2 separate regions of the Homo sapiens genome follow, and region 2 is linked to region 1. A link is an interaction called in ENCODE POLR2A ChIA-PET data of the cell type or tissue named here. Cell type or tissue: B cell. All regions are shown on one strand.

The links. Peaks named below come from ENCODE experiments on the same cell type or tissue, not always from the same donor. Only the 100,000 strongest peaks of a DNase experiment are listed, where the experiment ranks them.
Region 2: POLR2A ChIA-PET joins it to region 1 with 6 read pairs; 1 of 35 experiments calls an interaction of 5 or more read pairs at or near these places.

What each region holds. Positions count from the first base shown.
Region 1 is chr9:131,633,002-131,638,001 of GRCh38, forward strand. The region is part of intron 5 of RAPGEF1 (Rap guanine nucleotide exchange factor 1); the gene reads right to left. Among named protein-coding and RNA genes, the nearest start is that of PRRT1B, 90 kb to the left of the region's middle. RefSeq lists an enhancer at 3,661-3,955. In B cell, no CTCF peak of the experiment used is centred here; a DNase peak (open chromatin) is centred at 2,500; H3K27ac peaks cover 2,902 bases.
Region 2 is chr9:131,259,807-131,264,806 of GRCh38, forward strand. It overlaps FAM78A (family with sequence similarity 78 member A), which reads right to left. Exons shown (of 2, transcript NM_033387.4): 2 at 1-1,544. The coding sequence ends at 1,016. Among named protein-coding and RNA genes, the nearest start is that of FAM78A, 14 kb to the right of the region's middle. RefSeq lists an enhancer at 2,897-2,946. In B cell, no CTCF peak of the experiment used is centred here; a DNase peak (open chromatin) is centred at 3,095; H3K4me3 peaks cover 329 bases; H3K27ac peaks cover 4,605 bases.

The DNA of each region.
Region 1 (5,000 bases):
TCAGCCAGGCATATCCACAGATGCAGGTTCAGTGTTACCCTACTCTGTGACAGTTGTTACCCCATTCAGATGTCTATTCTTGAAGAAATGTGGAGAAGCAAAATCTCTAAGAGCCAAGTACTAGCAAGAAAGGAGAACCTTAATACTTGCATGTTAGCACAATTTAGAAGTTAATATTTAAGGGACAGCCATCTAGCTGGTGATTACAAACAGGACAAGATGGAGGAGGAGAGACTACACAATCAGTGAAGAGAGCAGTTAGAAAAGAGGCAGCTCCCTTGCACCCTACCGCCTGGAGGAGGGAGGACGGTGGGAGAAGCAGCTCTTCCTAAAAGCACAACGCCAGGCCCCAAAGAGGAGCATCACGGCCTTAGAGGGAGTTAAAGAGCGCCAGAACACAGTGCCCTGGATGCCCCACTTTCAGATTCACTCTTCTTTACAAGCAGGGCAAAAGGAACAGAGAGAAGTCTGTGTTGTTTGCATCTGTTGATACAGGAAAACATTCCTGGTTCTTCATTGATTCATGAGCAATTATAATTAGATCGTCATCTTTCTGGAGAGGCAGCTGTGAACTCAACTAATGAACAATGGCAAAACAATCCTGGAATGACAGGCACACATGTGCAGACATGTGCCCAAATTCAAAGATGACGTCATGATCCCAATGACGCTCCCTACACTAGCTCGCGTGGCCTAGGCTTGAAAAGACTATAAAAGGGGCGGGCTGCTTTTTAAATTTACCACCTATCTCCCTGCCTAGACAGAAGGTCTTTAGTCTTGACTTGCCTTAACTATCACAGAGGAGAAACCTTAAAATGTGCACATATCTGGCTACTGTGCTAACACCCTAATCTCATTGAAAGTTGACCATTTATAATTTGGCATGAGCCCAACACCTCCTACTGAAGGTAGAATTTTTTGAGAGGGATGTCAGACTTTTTAATTGTCCTGAGGCACGAGTTAGAAAAGACTGAAAAAGGCCAGACGTGGTTGCTCATGCCTGTAATCCTAGCACTTTGTGAGGCCGAGGCAAGTGAATCACTTGAGCCCAGGAGTTCAAAACCAGCCTGGGCAACATGGTAAAAATCTGCCTCTACAAAAATTAGTTGGACGTGGTGGCATGCACCTGTGGTCCCAGCTACTCCGGAGGCTGAGGCTGGAGGATTGCTTGAATCCAGAAGGCGGAGGTTGCAGTGAGCAAGATTGTGCCGTTGTTGCACTCCAGCCTGGGCGATAGAGTGAGACTGTCTCAGAACAAAAAGAAGAAGAGACTACTCTAGAGTCTATGTCTACAGCAGTGACTGGAAACTGCCGACTGGTCACTGAAAATCAGTTTTCAAAAGTCAAAAACGGTATTTGGAAAAGTAGCTCTCCAAATATGTAATACTTTATTTCCATGTTCATTTTATTCATACTGAAAATGATCATAGGTCGGGCGCGGTGGTTCACGCCTGTCATCCCAGCACTTTGGGAGGCCTAGGTGGGCGGATCACTGGAGGTCAGGAGTTCAAGACCAGCCTGGCCAACATGGTGAAACCTTGTCTCTACTAAAGATACAAAAATTAGCTGGGCATGGTTGTACGCGCCTGTAATCCCAGCTACTTGGGAGGCTGAGGCAGGAGAATCACTTGAACCCAGGAGGCGGAGGTTGCAGTGAGCCCAGATCATGCCATTGCACTCCAGCCTGGGCAACAAGAGTGAGACTCCGTCTCAAAAAAAAAAAAAAAAAAAAAAAAAAGAAAATGATCACAGAGAAGGAAGGGCTTAAATAACAGTTGACAAGTCAAAATACAGCTCTGGTGCTCAAGTAACACAGTAAATTACCTGGTGAAGTTGGGAAGAGGTGGGGTACCGATTTCAAAAGATCATGCTGGGATATCTCTTTGGCCTCGAGTGGCTCGGCCCCCCAGCATCCAGGTGCTAGGCTGGGTGTGGTTCTCAGAGAAAAACATTGAGGGTCTTTAAATTCCTCAGATTTCCTTCCTTCAAGAGTCATAATCAGCTCTGAGCTACAGGCTCCCGGTGGAAAAGCAGCCCCAGAGCCAGATGAGGGGACAGGGGTCTATCTTTTACCTGAGATGATAAGACTACCTGGAAAAGAGCCATAATCACTGTCAAAAATGGTCACTGTGAGCCGTTAGAAATGAACACTTCTCCAGGTAACACTGTTTCCCCACTGCCTCCTGGTCACCTAGTTCTTACCAGGTACTTTATATACTTTATCTTACTGAATTTCCTCAAATCTTCAGGGTAAATATTTTAAAACCTACTTGAAACTCAGGGAAGTAACTTGCCCAAGGTTATACAGCTTGAACAAGTGGCATTTATGTGGAGGTTTAAATGATAAATGCTACCATGCATTCAGGGACAAAACCAAAGTAATCCTGTTTTACAACCCATGTTCAATCATTTGAAAAAAAAAAAAAGAGGAAAGACTCCCTTGAACAACTGAATGGGTTACGTAAACAACGGTGAGTCAGTGTAAGAACGTCCAACGCCCCTCCTCCAAGTGGGCTGACAACATCCTCATGAGTGCATTTCCCTTCTGCACAGCTCCAGTCCCTCCCAGCTGGGGGAGGCTCTCTCACGCCACCAGGGCATGGGCTTTTAAGGTGTCCCAGGCCTGAAAGGGACGGTGAGAGAGGCTGGAAGCCAGCTAGCTTGGAGGTGGGAGTGCAGAGAATCCTGTCCTCCCATGGGAGGCAGCAGCTCAGGGTGTCATGGTGCACAGGAGCCGGGGAGGGGGCAGCAGGTTGGGGGTGGGAATCACAGCCTTGCCACTGACTACTGCTCCACCTGAGCCTGAGTCTCCACACCTGTGAAAGGGGCAAGGGGCAGCCATTTATGCCTATTATGGAGGGTTGTCATGAGTATTAAGTGAGGACAGTGTACAAAAAGCACCCCATAAATGTTAGCTGTTATTACTATTAGACAATAACAACAAATGCCAGCGTCACAGTGTCTCGATCACTCTCACTGTCTGTAATGACTCCAGCATGAAAAGCTCCCAGCCACAGGCAGCTCCTGTCCATCCTCCAGATGCTGGCCTGTCTCTTCCTTGGGGAAGCGTCTCTGACCACCCTGAGAAAGGAAGGTCATCATACCCTTTCATCACACCCTGTGCCATCTTCCTTGGCAGCGCTATACCACATGGGTGTGCCTTTGTGTTTACGGTCCTGCCCCCCTTAGACTGTAAGTGCCATAGGGCAGGGTCTGTGCCAGCTTTGCTCATATTTCCTATTATCTCTCATTGCCTGGCATATAGAAGGTTCTCACTAAATGCTTCTTGAATAAATGAAACAAAACTGAATTTGTAAAGCTTCTCACCTAGAGAATCTTTGTTCTGGCTAAAATATTTTTAAAGCAATTGTGGAAAAGTTATTTGCTCTGACATTGACAAGTTCATAACCTATAGGTTTCTCTCTCCTTTTTTTTTCCCCAGTCACTTTGAAAAATCAAGGAAATTTTTCTTTCAGACATGCCTTTCTACTAATGAAGTGGTGCTGTAATGACTCCATAGAGGAAATGTACTTGGGACTGCCACAGAGCTTTATGAGTGGAAACTCATTCTCCTCTGTTTTGGCTGCTCTAACTTGTGAACATCTCATCAGAATCAATTCGATAGAAGGAAACCTTAACAATGTTACCTGAAGAATAACAATTTTCAATAATAGCATTTTCAGAAGCCTAGACAGGAACAGCAGGGGTGGGTGGGCCAGAGTGACTCAGGGCTGCTGATAAAGCCCCAGGCCACGTTCCACTCTGCTCTGCTGAACCCAGTGTGCTACTGTGAGGACCAGATATGATAATGTACGTGCCTGTCCTCCAAATCCTGGAAAGGGCCATCAGCTCTGATCACAACAGCCACCCTGGGCTACATCCTTGAGTCTCGCTGCCCTAAGCAGATACTAGTAACTTTTTGGAATGAAGGGAACATGGGGAGGCTGGGCGCAGTGGCTCACACCTGTAATCCCAACATTTTGGGAGGTCGAGGCGGGCAGATCACCTGAGGTCAGGAGTTCGAGACCAGCCTGGCCAACATGGTGAAACCCCATCTCTACTAAAAATATAAAATTAGCTGGGTGTGGTGGCTCACACCTGTAATCCCAGCATCTCGGGAGGCTGAGGCAGGAAAATCACTTGAACCCAGGAGGCAGAGGTTGCAGTGAGCCGAGATCGCACCACTGCACTCCAGCCTGGGTGACAGAGTGACATTCCGTCTCAGAGAAAAAAAAAAAAAAGGAGAACATGGGAGAATTCAGAGGAAAATATTGATGTCATCTAGGCAAGCCCCTTTTACATGAACTCTATGGCCCCAGCAGACACGTCAGCCTCCCCTTAAATGCTGCTGGGGTTGGAGGGCCACCCAGATGTCCTGGCAAACACATATTTCATTCTGGAGCAATTTGCAATGCTGAGCAATGCTTTCTCAGCCTCTCTCTATAATTTAAGTCCTTTGGGGGTCCTTATTCTACTCTCCAGAGCTGCTGGGGAATGTTAAGCCAAGGAGGCAGTTTTCAGGAATTTGTTAGCCTCGTTGAGTGGGAAGGAATTTTTTTTGACCTGGGGTAAACACCTCAGCTATAATTTTGGATTGAGGGGTCCAGAAAGGAGAGGGACACAGGTTTTTCAAGCCAAGAGATCTGTTTACAAAGCATGCATCTAGCACCACATAATTAATAATAAATAGCAGCTAAGGCCTGACTGCTCCGTATGTGCCAGGTGCTGTTCTAGAAGCATTATGTGTATTGACTAGTGTAATCTTCCCTATAACCCTGAGATGCACGATGCTATTATTATACCTATTTCATAAAAGAGTTACTTAAGGTGCAGAGCAGTTGAGTAAACTGTTCAAGTTCATAGACTACGAAGTGGTGAACTTGGGATTCAAATCTAGCCAGGTGCTAAGGCTGGCCCCTTTCTACTACATTATATGGCCTCACACAACAGCGGGGTTTCCACTGTCCTGCTGCCTGCAGCCCTGGCCCTGACCCAAAGGC
Region 2 (5,000 bases), 370 kb before region 1:
TGTGGATGGAGAAGGAAAAAGCCACACACCTGGAGGAAGGGCCAGGGACTCAACTGGGGGTGGGTCCTGAGGACTGAGAGGGTGAAAATTCCCTGGGCTCACAGGAGCCTGCCTCTCTCCTCCTAGAGCCGCCCAAGGGAAGTTAAGGCTGCTGGGAAGAGAGGGGAGAAGAGGCCAGGCGACTGGTGGAGCCACCCCCCGCCAGAGCTCACAGCCCCTCTCCGCAGGTGCAGGGATACGACCTGGGGGTGGAGGGAGAGAAGGGGCTGTTCAGGCAGAATCTACCTGTGGTTTTATTTCTGCCAAAAAGAAAGAGTGAGCAGCTGGTTTCGGGTCTAAATGCCCATCCTCACCCTTCTCCCAAGACAACCGGGAAGAAGGGCTCAAGAGACTCTCGCGGGCGACCCCAACCCTCCCTCCACCTCTGGCAGAAGAGGAAAAGTCCGGTAGAAAAGAGATCCTGCTTTCTTTCTCCGATTGGTTTTCTTCCTTTCAATTCAGCTTAAGGCAAAAGTTTGGCAAAGCAAGTCTACATAAGGCCGCATGACAGAGGGCGGAGGGACCTGGGGGGAAGGCCGGCCAGCGCCACAAATCGGCAGCAGTGTGGATCTGTCTCTTTGATCGGGGGCTGGAGCTTCCCTCCTAATCAGCTCCCCCTCCTCCTGCCCCTGAGCCCCCAAAAGAGGAGTTTTTTTAAAAAACGGAAAAAGCAGTGTTTCAGGGAATCTGTTACAAGTGAGCGACTGAAACTGAGAAAAAGGAGAGGCAAGGAGACCAGAGGTCACCCTGAGGGCGCACGTGGGGTCTGTCTGTCCTGCTTAGATCTCCCCTCTCCCTGAAAGGAAGCAGGTGCCGAGAGCCGGGGAGGCCTTCCCGGGGGCATCAGCACAGTGAGATCCGCCCGCTGGAGAGGGTAGAATGGTTGTATCTTGCTGAATGACTGAAGAGTGAGTCTGAGTTTTGTTTTCAGCGGTATTATTATTTGTGAGTCTAACCTAGCGGGTGGTCCTGGCTGTCACCGGTGCTTGGGCGGGATCACCACCAGCGGCTGCCCGTACTTGGGCCGCCACATGAGGACCTGGGCATCGTTGGCATTGGGCTTGACCAGGGCGCTGGGCGGGATGGGCTCATTCTTGCTCAGGATTTTGGGCTGGTCCTGGGCGATGGGCTCCCGCAGCCGGGCGCGCTGGCCCAGGGGCCGGTTGGGGTTCACCTCGATGCTGAGCTGCATGCGCCAGTGCAGCGTCTGCAGGATGATCATGTCGTTGGTGGAGGTGTTGGTGGCCACCAGCCAGGTGGTGAAGCTCTGGTCCCGGTAGATATTGGTGAGCTTGGCCACGTTGCTCTCGCTGACGGGCACGGCCCATGTGACGCTGGGGTAAAAGTTGTCATTCATGCTGATGATGAACTTGGAGTCCCTCTTGGTGGGGCCCACGATGGTGCAGGTCTCTGTGGTGTTGCCGTACCAGGGGTAGTTCACCCCATCCGAGTCGCTGATGGCTTGGATCTTGCCCTCCTGGAGGTCGGGGAGCTCCCAGCTGGACCTGAGGACAAGGAAGGCCAGTTCACTCACTCGGTCACTCAAGGAGGGCTTTCTGTGTCCCCCTGGCAGGCCAGGGGCTGTCCTGGGCCCTGAGGATGGAACGGACCCAGCAGACCACCCGGTCCCCTTTGACGTTCTGGGGGCAGGGGGTCAGACAGTAGCTCGGAGTCACTGTCATCACTGCTGCTGTTACAATCATAACCCTCAGACAGAAGAAGGTGGCCGGCCTGGCCCAAGTTGCTCTAGGGACATACAGATCCCACACTCCCATGTGGCCATGGATATAGTAGCATCTGGGAGCCCACCCCAGACTGTAGGGGCCCCTTACTTTAACATTACAGGCTCACAGACAATCTTCTCCATGCAACCCCACCCGGCAGATACAGAAAGTGAAGTGGTGGGCTGGGGGTGGAGAGTGAGGCTACATTTTCCTAAGGACATTTGGCCAAGCGGTGGGGCCTGGGACCCCGGCGCATTTCCACCAAGGCACCTGTAACAGGGAAGCTCAGGACACCCTGCGCCCACTGCGCCTTCTGCTCACCTACGTGCACAGCGGGTACTCCCAGGAACAAGCTACTGTTAAAAATGCACTCCTGGCCGGGCGTGGTGGCTCACACCTGTAATCCCAGCACTTTGGGAGGCTGAGGCAGGCTGATCACTTGAGGTTAGGAGTTCAAGACCAGCCTGGCCAACATGGTGAAACCTCGTCTCTACTAAAAATACAAAAATTCACTTTGGGAGGCCAAGGGGGGCGGATCATGAGGTCAGGAGTTTGAGAACACCCTGGCCAATATGGTGAAACCCTGTCTCTACTAAAAAAAATAGAAAAAATTAGTCAGGCATGGTGACATGCGCCTGTAGTCCCAGCTACTCAGGAGGCTGAGGCAGGAGACAGAGGTTGCAGTGAGCCGAGATCACGCCATGCACTCCAGCCTGGGCGACAGAGTGAGACTCTGTCTCCAAAAAAAAAAAAAAAAAATTAGCGGGGTACGGTAGCAGATGCCTCTAATCCTGTAATCAGGAGGCTGAGGCAGAAGAATTGCTTGAACCTGGGAGGCTGGGTTTGCGGTGAGCTGAGATTGTGCCACTGCACTCCAGCATGGGTGACAGAGTGAGACTCTGTCTGCAAAAAAAAAAAAAAAGCACTCCCAACTGGACGCAGTGGCTCACACCTCTAATCCCAGCACTTTGGGAGGCCGAGGCTGGCCAACACAGTGAGACCCTACCTCTAAAAAAAAATGCATTCCTGTTCCTAGAATTAATCACAATAGCCAAAAGGCAGAAGCGATCCAAGTGTCCAACGACAGATAAATGGATAAACAAAATGTGCTACATACGTACAATGGAATGTTCTTCAGCCTTAAGAAGGAAGGATGTTCCAACACAGGCTACAACACAGATCAACCTTGAGGACGTTATGTTGAGTGAAATAAGCCAGCCACAAAAAAACACAAACTGTGTGATTCTACTTATGTGAAGTCCCTAGTGTTGTCAAATTCATAGAGACAGAAAGTAGAATGGAGGTTGCCAGGGGCTGGGAGAAAGAGGAACGGAAAGTTGATATTTCTTGGGGACGAAGTTTCAGTTTTGCAGATGAAAAGAGTTCTGGGCTGGGCGCAGTGGCTCACACCTGCAATCCCAGCACTTTGTTAGGCCGAGGCAGGTGGATCACCTGAGGTCAGGAGTTCCAGACCAGCCTGGGCAATACGGTGAAACCCTGTTCTACTAAAAGTACAAAGATTAGCCAGGCATGGTGGTGGGCACCTGTAATCACAGCTACTCAGGAGGCTGAGGCAGGAGAATCGCTTGAACCCAGGAGGCGGAGGTTGCAGTGAGCCGAAATCACACCACTGCACTCCAGCCTGGGCGATAAGAGCAAGACTCCATCTCAAAAAAAAAAAAAAAGAAAAAGAAAAGAGTTCTGAAGATAGATGGTGGTGAAGGCTGCAAAACAATTTGAACAGACCTAATGCCACTGAGCTGTACACTTATGAATGATTAAAATGGTCTATTTTGGCTGGGCACGGTAGATCACTTGAGGTCAGGAGTTCGAGACCAGGCTGGCCAACATGCTGAAATCCCGTCTCTACTAAAAATACAAAAATTAGCTGGGCGTAGTGGCAGGCACCTGTAATCCCAGCTACTCGGGAGGCTGAGGCAGGAGAATCGCTTGAACCTGGGAGGCAGAGGTTGCAGTGAGCCGAGATCATACCATTGCACTCCAGCCTGGGTGACAGAGCCAGACCCTGTCTTAAAAAAAAAAAAATTAATAATAAAATAAAATGGTCAATTTTATAAAATGTTACATAGGCTTTACCATAATTTTAAAAATGCATTCCCCTACTTATGCATCATATAATGTTAACAGTTAGCAAAATTGGGGCCGCCGCAGGAGGAATGATTAGGAACATGATTTTGCTAATTTTCCTGTTCATCTCATTGAAAAGCTCACTCATTAGAGTAACACCTGCTTAATGGGCATCTCCTGCCCAGCCCCTGAGTACCCAGACTCAGGGAACCTGCAGGCAGCTCAGACAACCTCACTGTCCGGAAGTACCCAGCAATTCCTAAGATCTAGGGGGGCCCCACAGCAGCAGGCAGGATGACAACAGGGTGAGCCTGCTCATTCATTCCCCCGCACAGATGGAGAAGCGGGTCAGGGTCTCTTTGCCCACTGGGGGCCTAGTCTCCTATTTCAGAAGGAAACGCCCACTCTGTCCTCACACAGTGCTTACACTTGCTTGGAAAAGTTTTCCGTTTTTTTGGTTTTTCAGGGCAGGAAGCAAACTTGCATAAGGAACCCCGCTTTGGCCTTGCCCCCTCTTTCGTTTGCAAAGAGCTGAAGGTCTGGTTTGGGGGAGCAGGACTGAGCAGCAAAATAGCCCTCCTCTTCCTGACCCCAGCCTTGGGGTTTTCTTTCCTTTCCCAGTCCTGAAACTCCCAGGCCCTGGCTCAGGCAAAGACAGGTGAGGAGCCTCCCAGGCTGGCAGACAGCACTGCGTCACGCGGGGCATGGCTCAGGGCCAGGGCCAAATCGTCACCAGGCTGCGTGGATCCCTCCACCTGGGGGTTGCAGCGGGTGCAGCAGCCCAGGGTCCACTGTCAGCCCCAGCTACTCGCACTGTGGTCCAGTCACAGACGCGCTGAGCTCTACCAGCTCTTCAGCAGCCCACAGACAATCCGCCAACATCTGCCTGCCCGGTTTTTGTGATGATTAAATGTACTGATACTCACTGCCTGGTGCAGCCAACAGCAGTCAGTGGAAGCTTCTGGAGACCCTTTGAGGGTGGCATCAGCAGTTAGAAGTGTGCCTCTCCCAGACCAGGTAGCCCTGATTTGACCCAAAGCCCTAATTTGACCTGAAGCCTTTTCTGACCTTTTTTTTTTTTTTTGAGACAGAGTCTCACTCTGTCACTCAGGCTGGAGTGCAGTGGCGGGATCTCTGCTCACTGCAGCC